2 separate regions of the Homo sapiens genome follow, and region 2 is linked to region 1. A link is an interaction called in ENCODE POLR2A ChIA-PET data of the cell type or tissue named here. Cell type or tissue: IMR-90. All regions are shown on one strand.

Region 1 (5,000 bases):
TTCTCACCTATGGCTGCAAAATCTTCTGCGTTTAGCTAGTAGATGGGAAGAGACTGTGGAAGATACACCTATTTCTTAAGCTCCATTATTTGAAGGTGATGTACACCACTCCTGCTCACACTCCATTGACAAGAATTCTAGTCCTATGGCCCTTCCTGGCTTCAAGAGAGACCAAGAAATTATAGTCCCTAATTGGGCGGCTAGTTGCCATCATCAAGTCTCCAATATAGAAGCTAGCTATCCCTGTCATGAAAAGGGCCAATTTTATAATAGTAAGAGTAACAGGCATTTGCGAGCGACACAGGTAGTCTTTGGAAGGAAATTGCCACTGTGGTACTTTCTATTTCATTTTCAAGACCTCTTCCCAGCCTTCTTCCACCAAATTTGCTGCATAGAATTTATCTTTCTCCCCACATTGTGGAGACAGCAGGAACTGAGCAGAGAAGAATTTCTGAGGCAGCAGATTTAAGAGCCAAGAATAAAGTGGGGACTGACTCTTTTTTCTAGGATAGGCATGTGGGGACAGAAACAACAGGTCAGGGAGGAGTTAAATGACAAGGACTGTGAGAAAGCAGATGAGTGAAGAGGTGAAAGCAGGAAACTGAGAGCACCCACATGGGATGTGTGGGGCCACATCCTTCTGTGTGGTGCTACATCCTTCTGTGTGGTGCTGGCAAACAGGTAAGCTTAGATGAACCTATGCTCTATTTCCCTTTTTCTCTCTACTCCTTCCCTTTCTATTTTATGGTTTTGGGGCTGATCACCTGAACATTTTACAAAAGAACTATTTAAATGCCAATGGGATTAGTGTCTTTTGCATAAGAAAAGTGGGCTAGATGGTATTCAGAATGGATCAAAATGAGTCATTCTTTGGTCTTATGATAAGCATTAGCCCACAACCTCAATTTGGAATAATCAAAAGTGAGGAATAACCACCAGGAGATGATGACCCCGCATGAGAGATATTCAGTCAGTTCTCTCGTTGCTTATCTCCCCAAAGCAATAGCTAAAGATACATCCTGAAAGCCATGAGAGTTTCAAGCACCTTCCCGTTGATGCTCACTGCGATTTCAAATACAGCACTGGAAATGAGCATAATTATCCTGATATGTGTGGACAGTTCAGTGCACAATAGGTTGAGATGATTAACTCTCTTATTCAGGACACTACATTTCTATTATGTTACATTAGTCTTGTTGAAAGTCATGTACCATGCTATTCCATAATGAGCTTACAGTCAACTAATCCCCTATGGCTTTGTTTTACACGAATTTCTAGAAAACTAAGACTTCTCCCATTCTATATTTGCACAGTTCATTTTGGAACTAAGGGTGGGACCCAAAATGTATCTCTGATAAAATTCATCTTGTGTATTCTATCCCCTCCTTCTAGCCTGCCTTCTGAATCTAGATTTTGTCATACAGCGTTATTAACTATCCCTCCCAGCTGGGTGCCATCTGCAACTTTGATAGCAAGCTTTCTCCATGATTTAGGCAGACATTTGTGATGGTCAAGTTTCAGCAGACTACTGTTTTGCATAGGCTATTGTTAAAATGAGCTTGTATCCCTTTGCATATATTATTCAATGAAAGGAAATTAGTAGGCCAGTGAACCAATGGTTGAGCTACCAACTGCAGAGAAGGTGACATGTTAAAACTTTGAATTGGCTCTATTTTACTTTTTGTATTGCTCCTGAAAGGTGAAAGGGGATAGCAGAAAAATCCTTTCTTGGTGCTGGAGAAATTGTTTGTTCTTGTTTGAGGACTAATAGATGTCTAACAGGTATCATTGGAACTTGCACATAACCAAAGCAAAACTTTTATTTTCCCTCCCAATCAGCTTCTCCCTAAGCTGCCTCATCTCAGAAAATGACACTTTCATTCTTCCATTTGCTCAGTCCATAAAACCTTGGTGTCATTTTCACTCTACTTTTTTTTTTCCCACTCCAAATGCAAATTATTAGCAAATTTTTTCAGCTCAACCTTCAGAAAATATCCAGGACTTCATCATGTTTTCATCACCCCAACTGCCACCACCCTTCTTCACCCTGACATCTTCTCTTGCCTGGATTATAGCCACAGCCTCCGAAGAGGTGAACCTGTCTCCTGATTTCCATTGTTGTCCAACCATAGCCCCCTTAGCAGCCAAAGCCATCCTTTAGAAAAACTAAGTCAGATCATGCCACTCTTCCGCTTAAAGCTCTCCGACGGCTCACTCAGAACGACCTATGCCAGCCTAAAGCGTCCTAGATGATCAGGCCCTTCTGATCCCTCTGACCCCTCTGACCTCCTCTCTCAGTCCTCCCGCTTGTTCACTGCACTTCGGCCACAGCTTTGGCTGTGCCCTTTCTATTTTACATTTTTTCCTGCTAAAATGCTCCTTTCCTGGTTATATGCATAGCAAGGTTTTGTTACCTTTTCATAAGGCCTTCTCTAACCATCCTATATAAAATAGCACACCTCTCCCACCTCGAGTGTTTTTTTCTGTCTTTTTATTCCATTTTATTTTTCTCCATAGCCTTTAGCACTACCTGGGCACAATATTCACTGATTTCTGGCTTATTGTCTCTCTCTTTCCACTAGAATATAAACTCCATAAGGGCAAGGGCTTTGTTTTGTTCACTACTATACTCTAGTGCTTAGAACAAGCCTGACACATAAAAAGCTTGCAATAAATATGTGTGGAATAAATGAGCCAGTGGCATTGAGTTCAACATGGTGTTATCTGGTCTCAGTTGCTTCAGATGTAATGTGATATTCGTTCAACAGATTTCAATCCATTTTTTCTCCCAATGCTAAGGAATTCTTCCTTTAAGTGAATATATAAGCAGAAATCAAACCATTTCAACCAGAAAAGCTCCACTTCTAATTAATTAATTATATTAAGTGAGCTTTTCTGGTTTACATGAGGGTAGAAAATAAATCAAGAACTGCCCCCCACTCCCCCAGTCATCATGTCTGCTCCAAAGTTTCCTCAGGGAGAATGTTTAAAAACCACAAAACCTAAATATTTCTATGACTTGATCAGTATGATGACTAGGAGTTACCAGAATTCATTACTAAGAATCATTGTGGTATATCATCATTTATGAGATTTTTTTAAAGGGGAAGCAATTATTTTTTAAACCTTATTTGAGCTTAGCTCTTACATCTTCCCTCCCAGTACTGAGGTGGGGGATAGATTAGATGACCTCTGAAGGTCTTGTTTCAGGATGAAGATTGTATGATGAAACATGAGCAGCCAGTGCTGCCATAATGTGTGTTCCTGCCTGAGATAGGAGAAAGGAGCTGTGGATTTTAGGGGAAGATGAAACTGAAATTTCAAATGCGACTCAACCCATTGCTGAAATGGAGGAACATTAAGTCTTCAAAGTTAAATGCAGATTCAATTAGAAATTTCACTGAAATTTCAAATTACAACCATTTTTCCCTCTAAACGACAGAATTATATGGCGTCAAGGAGAAACTGACAGGTAATTTGGGAAACTAAAGGTTCCTTGGACTCCGTAGTTAATGGAGAGTTTAGCACCAATTCCTGCGTAATTTGCACTTCTGAGAAGCAGAATTATTATAAAGTCAGACATCTCCAGCACTTTCAACTCTTGGATCTGCCGGGCTCTAAGATGACCAGGAATGTGGAAGGACCGAGGTCAGAGGTTGCCATTTCAATATCTGAGGCTGCCCAGCTCCCCCAAACTGGCATTTGAACTGAAGAGTTGAAAATTGGAGGTGACATTCAGAAGTCTCTGAAAATTATAACCCCGACTTCCTCCTTGAAAAGCTTATCTGAATCCTAGCTTATCCTTTGATGGGGTTACTGAAAAAGCACTCTGCTCTGAGCTCTTGAAAGATAACATTCAGCGCAAGTGAGGCCTGGCTGTATCCCTTGGGGGAAAACAGTGGCAGATGTAACAAGCTGGGGACGCTAATTAAAGGGTCTGGGCAACTTTCTGGGGATGAAGGAGTCTGCCCCTTCAGTCTCTGCTCCTCATGCTCATCAGGGAGTAACACCCTGAGTGCATGGGGCCCCATTAATAGAGGGGCCCTCCACTGCTGCCCCAGGAGGCAGCCTTCGTGCCTAAAACGGGGGTCACTCGGGAGAGGATGACTTCTCCTGCTGCTCAGGTGGCTTCTCTGCCTGTCTTTCTGTGGAACAGGGATGAGAAGGGAGTGAAGAGCTGCAAGGCCAAAGATCCCTTCTTTCCCAGGCATCAGGTAAGTCTCAGCAGTCCTGCAGACTGAACCACGGTCAGTGTTGGAATCAATGCTCCCGACTCCTTTGAGATGCAACTAGAACCATCCCTCATTTACTGCCACCAGTGCCGGTCTACTCTCTTTCTGAGCTCCACACTGCTCAGGGTCTCTCATGTTTGTTTTTGCCCTTCTCATTCTCTGCCTTACATGGCTATTTAAACATTTGCTGTGGGTTCCAGGACCTTCCAGCCAGGTGATAAGGTCCGTGAAAGCAGGAACTGTGTCTTATAATTGTAGCGCTCCCAAAGCTTCCTATAAGTTGCTGAGTACATAATAGGTGCCCATAAAATACTCTGCTCATCATCCGTCAAGTATCCAGTGAGCATGTTCGTTTTGTAGGACATGGCCCACTAAGTAGGAACCTGCTGCCTCCTCCTGCCCCCTGCCTCTGCCTCCAGCTGGCTGTGTGGCTTTGGACAAATAAACTCACTCTTGTAGCCTCCGTTTTTTACCTATCGTGAAGGGTAGAAAAGCCAGCCTTGTCTATTTCATAGCATAGTTGTAAAGGTTAAAGCAGTAAATTAATATGCTTGGTTTTTGGTCAAAATTATAATTTTTGTTTATAAGCACATGGGATTTAGGCTAGAGTTTTAGACACCTCTCTGGGTGTCAGTTTTTTAAGTAACATTTTTCATTCTTTATATTTTTAAAATGTATCCATTGTTCAATAAATATGCAATGAGTACTCACTATATGCAGAATATTGTGCTACCTGCTAGGAATAAAAGGATGCATCTAAGCCATGTC
Region 2 (5,000 bases), 1.7 Mb before region 1:
AACATAATAGCATTTGACTTTTATAAATATCAGAGGTGATTTGTATAGCATTTCACATTCTGTGCCAAGGAATTTAACATGAGAAAGCTCAGGCTGAAGAACGGCCGCGGAACGTCATAGGCACTTTGGGAGGAGGGTCATGTGCTGCTGTTTGTACAGTCAGTGCCCCAGCATAGATTTACTCTTGACCTAATTTCATGCTGTTACTATAAAGGCATGTTTGATGCCTAATATAGAGTTTTATTTTCCAAGCACAGGGGCTCTCGGCTGTGCTGGAGCTGCTTGCTGTAGAGTAGGGAGGAACAACCCAGCCGTCTCCTGCTGGCCCAGACCAGCTATTCTTTCTCTCCATTGTTCACCCTAGTGGCTCCCAGGGCCCCTCTGGCCACCTTCTGGAGGGGCCCCCGATACTCTTTTTTAAATTAATAAATTTCATTTTTTTAAGAGCAGCTTTAGGTTATAGCAAAATGGAATGGAGAGTATAGAGTTCCCACTGTACCCCCGTCCTCACACGCAAGTGCACAGCCTCCCCCACCATCAACATCCCACGCCACATGGGTGGTACATTTGTTACAATTGGTGAGTCTACGCTGGCACATCATTGTCACCCAGGGCCCACAGTTCACATGAGGGTTCACTCCTGGTGGTGTACAGTCTGTGGATTTGGACAGACATGTAAGGACACGCATTCACCATTTTTGTATCATACAGAATAGCCGCTTCACTGCCCTGAAAGTCCTTTGTGCTCTGCCCTTTCATCACCCCAGCACATTTTATATGAAGCATCACTGCCCTGGACAGTGATTTGAGGGGATCAGTGGTGTTTGGCTCTTTTGGGATTGGAGAAGGAGAATTTAAGCAAGGCAGGTTTGGATTAGAAAGGGCTGAAGCTCATTTCCTCCACAGACATCTTGAGTGTTTCTCGATGCCAGACATGGATGCTGGGTCCTGGGATAGGGATTTTGGACATGTATGCTGGGACCTGGGACCGGGATGCCAGACACGGATGCTGGGCCCCGGGACGGGGATGCCGGACATGGATGCCGGGCCCCGGGACGGGGATGACGGACATGGATGCCGCTGGGCCCAGGGACGGGGATGCCGGACATGGATGCCGCTGGGCCCAGGGACGGGGATGCCGGACATGGATGCCGCTGGGCCCCGGGATGGGGATGCCGGACATGGATGCCGCTGGGCCCCGGGACGGGGCTGCTGGACATGGATGCCGCTGGGCCCCGGGACGGGGATGCTGGACATGGATGCTGGGCCCCGGGATGGGGATGCCAGCCATGGATGCCGCTGGGCAGTGGGCAGGACACAGACCTTGCCCTTCCCCGGCCTCCCACCCTAGTGGAAATGTGATTGCAGATTACCATTGGGGATGTGGAGGCAGCATGGTGTTTGGAAGCAATAATGAATTAGGAGAAGGAGAACTAGGTTCTTATCCTGGCTCTGCTATGGACTTGCTTCATATGGGACAAATGGCTTCGTTTCCTTGCTTCTCTCAAAGGTAGTGTGTAGGAATTGGGCAAGAAAAGTACTGTTTGGGGGGTTCTGTGGTTCCAAGGACAGCCTAAGATTCTGATCTTGCATTGATGGTCTGTATTTTTCTCAACCTTAGTTTTTCACATTTGTAAACTACGATTAATAATCATAATGGTTGCTGTAAGAACTACATAAAACCATACATGTGGGGCCGGGCACGGTGGCTCACACCTGTAATCCCAGCACTTTGGGAGGCCGAGGTGGGCGGATCATGAGGTCAGGAGATCAAGACCATCCTGGCTAACATGGTGAAACCCTGTCTCTACTAAAAATACAAAAAATTAGCCGGGCTTGGTGGCGGGCACCTGTAGTCCCAGCTACTTGGGAGGCTGAGGCAGGAGAATGGTGTGAACCCGGGAGGCGGAGCTTGCAGTGAGAAGAGATCACGCCACTGCACTCCAGCCTGGGGGACAGAGCGAGACTCCGTCTCAAAAAAAAAAAAAGAAAAAAAGAAAAAAAAAATCATACATGTGAAGCCCTGAGCCCTGGGAAGGAGGACTGATGTATGCATAAGTGGTAGCTGCTTGCTACTGTTATTTTTAGAGGCCTGCAGTTTCTGTCCCTCACCAGTAGACAAGAATTCCTCCACTTTATTTAGTAGCTTATTCAGTAACAGTGTATTAAATACCTACTGTGTCTGAAGAAGGGATTAAAGATGAAGATCTTTTGCCTCTTAAAAACTGTTCTAGAAATTGGAGGGGAAGGATAGAGTCTGATCTTTGAGGACTATTATTCAGAACGTGGTCTGTGCCCAGCACTGTGGCTTTTTATGTATGGTCCAATATAGTCATCAGGACACCACTAAGGGGGGCTTCACTGTCTGCATCACTGATGAGGAATCACAGGCCCAGAGAGGCTTAAATAATATGACTCATCCAGTGGCAGGACTGGGATTCCAGGTTGGTGTTTTCTTGGGGTGATCTGGCAGGACTCACCGTCCTCACTGGTCTGAGTTGCCCCTTCACTCTCAGAATTGTCCCCACATCCGAGTCCTGAATAATCAACCTCAGTTCTTGATCTCAGGTTTCCACTCGTCTCCCCTCGTGCCCATGCTCAGCCCCTCAAGCTTCTCCTTTATCCCTCTCTCTCCCACTGTCCACTCCTGTGTTTCCTCTCTGACTTCTCACCCTTCTCCTTAGTGACGCCATGGCTGCCTGATGACAGAAAGGAGTTAATAAAAACCAATGTGTAACTGAAACTTGAAAGGCCATAAATTGCCTTGTTTTTTCTAGGATGTTGGTAGCATTTTGATTTAATAGTTGGACAAACACAAGGGCCTATTTTATTCAGAGTTTACAGGCCTCAAGGCTGTTATTCCTCCAAAGTTAATAGCATTGAAATTGCAGGGTTTGCTATAATTTGCCTATCGCTTTCTGCTCCACCATTGATGTTTACTGTCAGCGGGATGGAATCTCAATCCGACTCACTTAGATAACATGTCTGTTAAACATTTAGATAATTGTACCATCATTAACTTGTCACATTATTTTAGAGATTCAAAACAGAGGCAGGGTAAGTAGAGGTACCCAAAGGGAGTGGAGGTGGGAGGAGGGGGAGGAGGAGGAGGAGGAAGAGACAACCTCTTCTGAGTTAGACAGCCAGGAGAGGAGAAAGTTCATTGCACACCTTGGCATCTCATTGGAGGTGTCTAAGTTAAGGAGGTACGTGCCACCAAGCCGGGCCCAGGGTTGCTCCCTGAGGAATCCGGGGACCAGTGTCTCAACCACCGACCGCCGTGGCAGTAGGGCCTGTTATCAGCAGGCCCCTGAGACAGTGTGGCAAATGCTCAGAAACCCTTGGCGTTTCATCCCCGACTTTGGCCTTTATGTACCAAAGTTTCTAAGCTTTCCTTAGGGATGCTGATTGCAACACTATTTGTAATTGCAAAGCAATGAGAATGACCTAAATATCCAAAAGTAAGGAATCTGTCAATGATGGTATGGAAAGATGTCCATGATGTTTTGCATGATAAAAGCTGATTAGAGAAATCAGGTTATATAGTGTGGTCCCATTTCATATAAAATACTAAAGCCACCCTATAAGACTCTGTAATGCTCTATACCTGTTAACAATGATTATCTTTAGAAGTGGGATTATAGGGCAAAGGTGTTCTACTTTCTGCTTTATCTATTTTTGAGTAATAATAATGATGATTTACAAGCACATATCACTTACATAATTTTAAAAATTAAAGTCACTTTATAAATAAGAAAAATATCACCTTCAAGTCTCATTCTGTGTATGGAAGGAGGACTTCTAAAAAGAAAAGGCTGCAAGTACAAATAAATGAGTTTTGGGAGCGCTCATGGACATCAGTATCTCAGCCACACTGGCAGGTGCCTCAGTTTCCCACTGTTAGAACAGATAAATGCCAGATGGAGAATGCAGCACAGGGGAATGGGCCTGTGCCAGCACTCAGAGGTCAGGGCTGCTGTCTTGTTCACTATGGGCCTGACGGAGGAAGTGAGTAAGAAGAGAGCTTTTTCTTACACCGACATAAGGACTGAGGTCACACCTGGAGGGGGTGACAGAGGCCACAAATAAGAATGAGCTCAGCTGGAAGTGGGAGTGACTCCCCATATGGGAGACTTGGGGATCAATTAAATATCAACAGTAGTGGGGCACTGAGCTTGGAATACAAAACTGCCCTCGAGAAATAACGGGGTGTTTGCTCCCTGTTCCCATGGTACCACGAGGTCACAGAGGTGACTACAGTGCTGTCCATCTGGCTTTGGACACTGTTATCTCCTGCATTCCCAGGGCCTTCTGTGTGACCTGGGCGAGAGAACTGTCACTATTGCCTCTCTCCAATCTGTGTGTGCCCCAGTGACACAGGCAATAGGAAAAATGTTTCCCCAACTGTACCGTAAATAATGCAGATATTTGGGCGTGGGAGAAACAAATAATATCAATATTTTATAGACTGTAGGCTAAATAATGTATATATTTAGAAAAGCGGCTTAAATATTTCATATGCTGCAGTGAAGATTCCTGCTTAGAGGCATAATTTGGGCTGGTGAGGGCTGTGGGTTAAGGATGCAGTCCTGCGGAGCCCCGGGGTGAGGGGGCAGAGGGGAATGCAGTAAAAGTGTGTGTGTGAGATTGGAGTGTGGCAAGGACAGGCAGGTATCACTTATTTGGAACCCAAGTAGTTGGAAGTCTCAGATTTTTTTTAACTGTCCTGTGCTCTTTTTGTTTTTAATGTGGGAGAGAGACAAATGACAACCTAATAACAAGAATTTATTTTCAAAAAGTAACTTCCAACCCAAGAGAATTGAAAATGTGTCCACATAAAAACTTACTCATGAACATTCATAGCAGTGTTGTTCACAATAGCCAAAAGGTGGAAACTACCCAATTGCCTATCAGCTGATGCATGGATATACAAAATGTGGTATATCCATACCATGGACTATAATTTGGCCATAAAAAGAGTAAAATATTGATGCATGTTA

The links. ChIA-PET counts read pairs that join two places held together with the same protein. Peaks named below come from ENCODE experiments on the same cell type or tissue, not always from the same donor. Only the 100,000 strongest peaks of a DNase experiment are listed, where the experiment ranks them.
Region 2: POLR2A ChIA-PET joins it to region 1 with 6 read pairs; 1 of 35 experiments calls an interaction of 5 or more read pairs at or near these places.

Annotation. Positions count from the first base shown.
Region 1 is chr11:115,902,509-115,907,508 of GRCh38, forward strand. No RefSeq gene overlaps it. Among named protein-coding and RNA genes, the nearest start is that of LINC02703, 15 kb to the right of the region's middle. In IMR-90, no CTCF peak of the experiment used is centred here; a DNase peak (open chromatin) is centred at 3,013.
Region 2 is chr11:114,198,153-114,203,152 of GRCh38, forward strand. The region is part of intron 4 of ZBTB16 (zinc finger and BTB domain containing 16); the gene reads left to right. Among named protein-coding and RNA genes, the nearest start is that of NNMT, 96 kb to the right of the region's middle. In IMR-90, no CTCF peak of the experiment used is centred here; a DNase peak (open chromatin) is centred at 119; H3K27ac peaks cover 556 bases.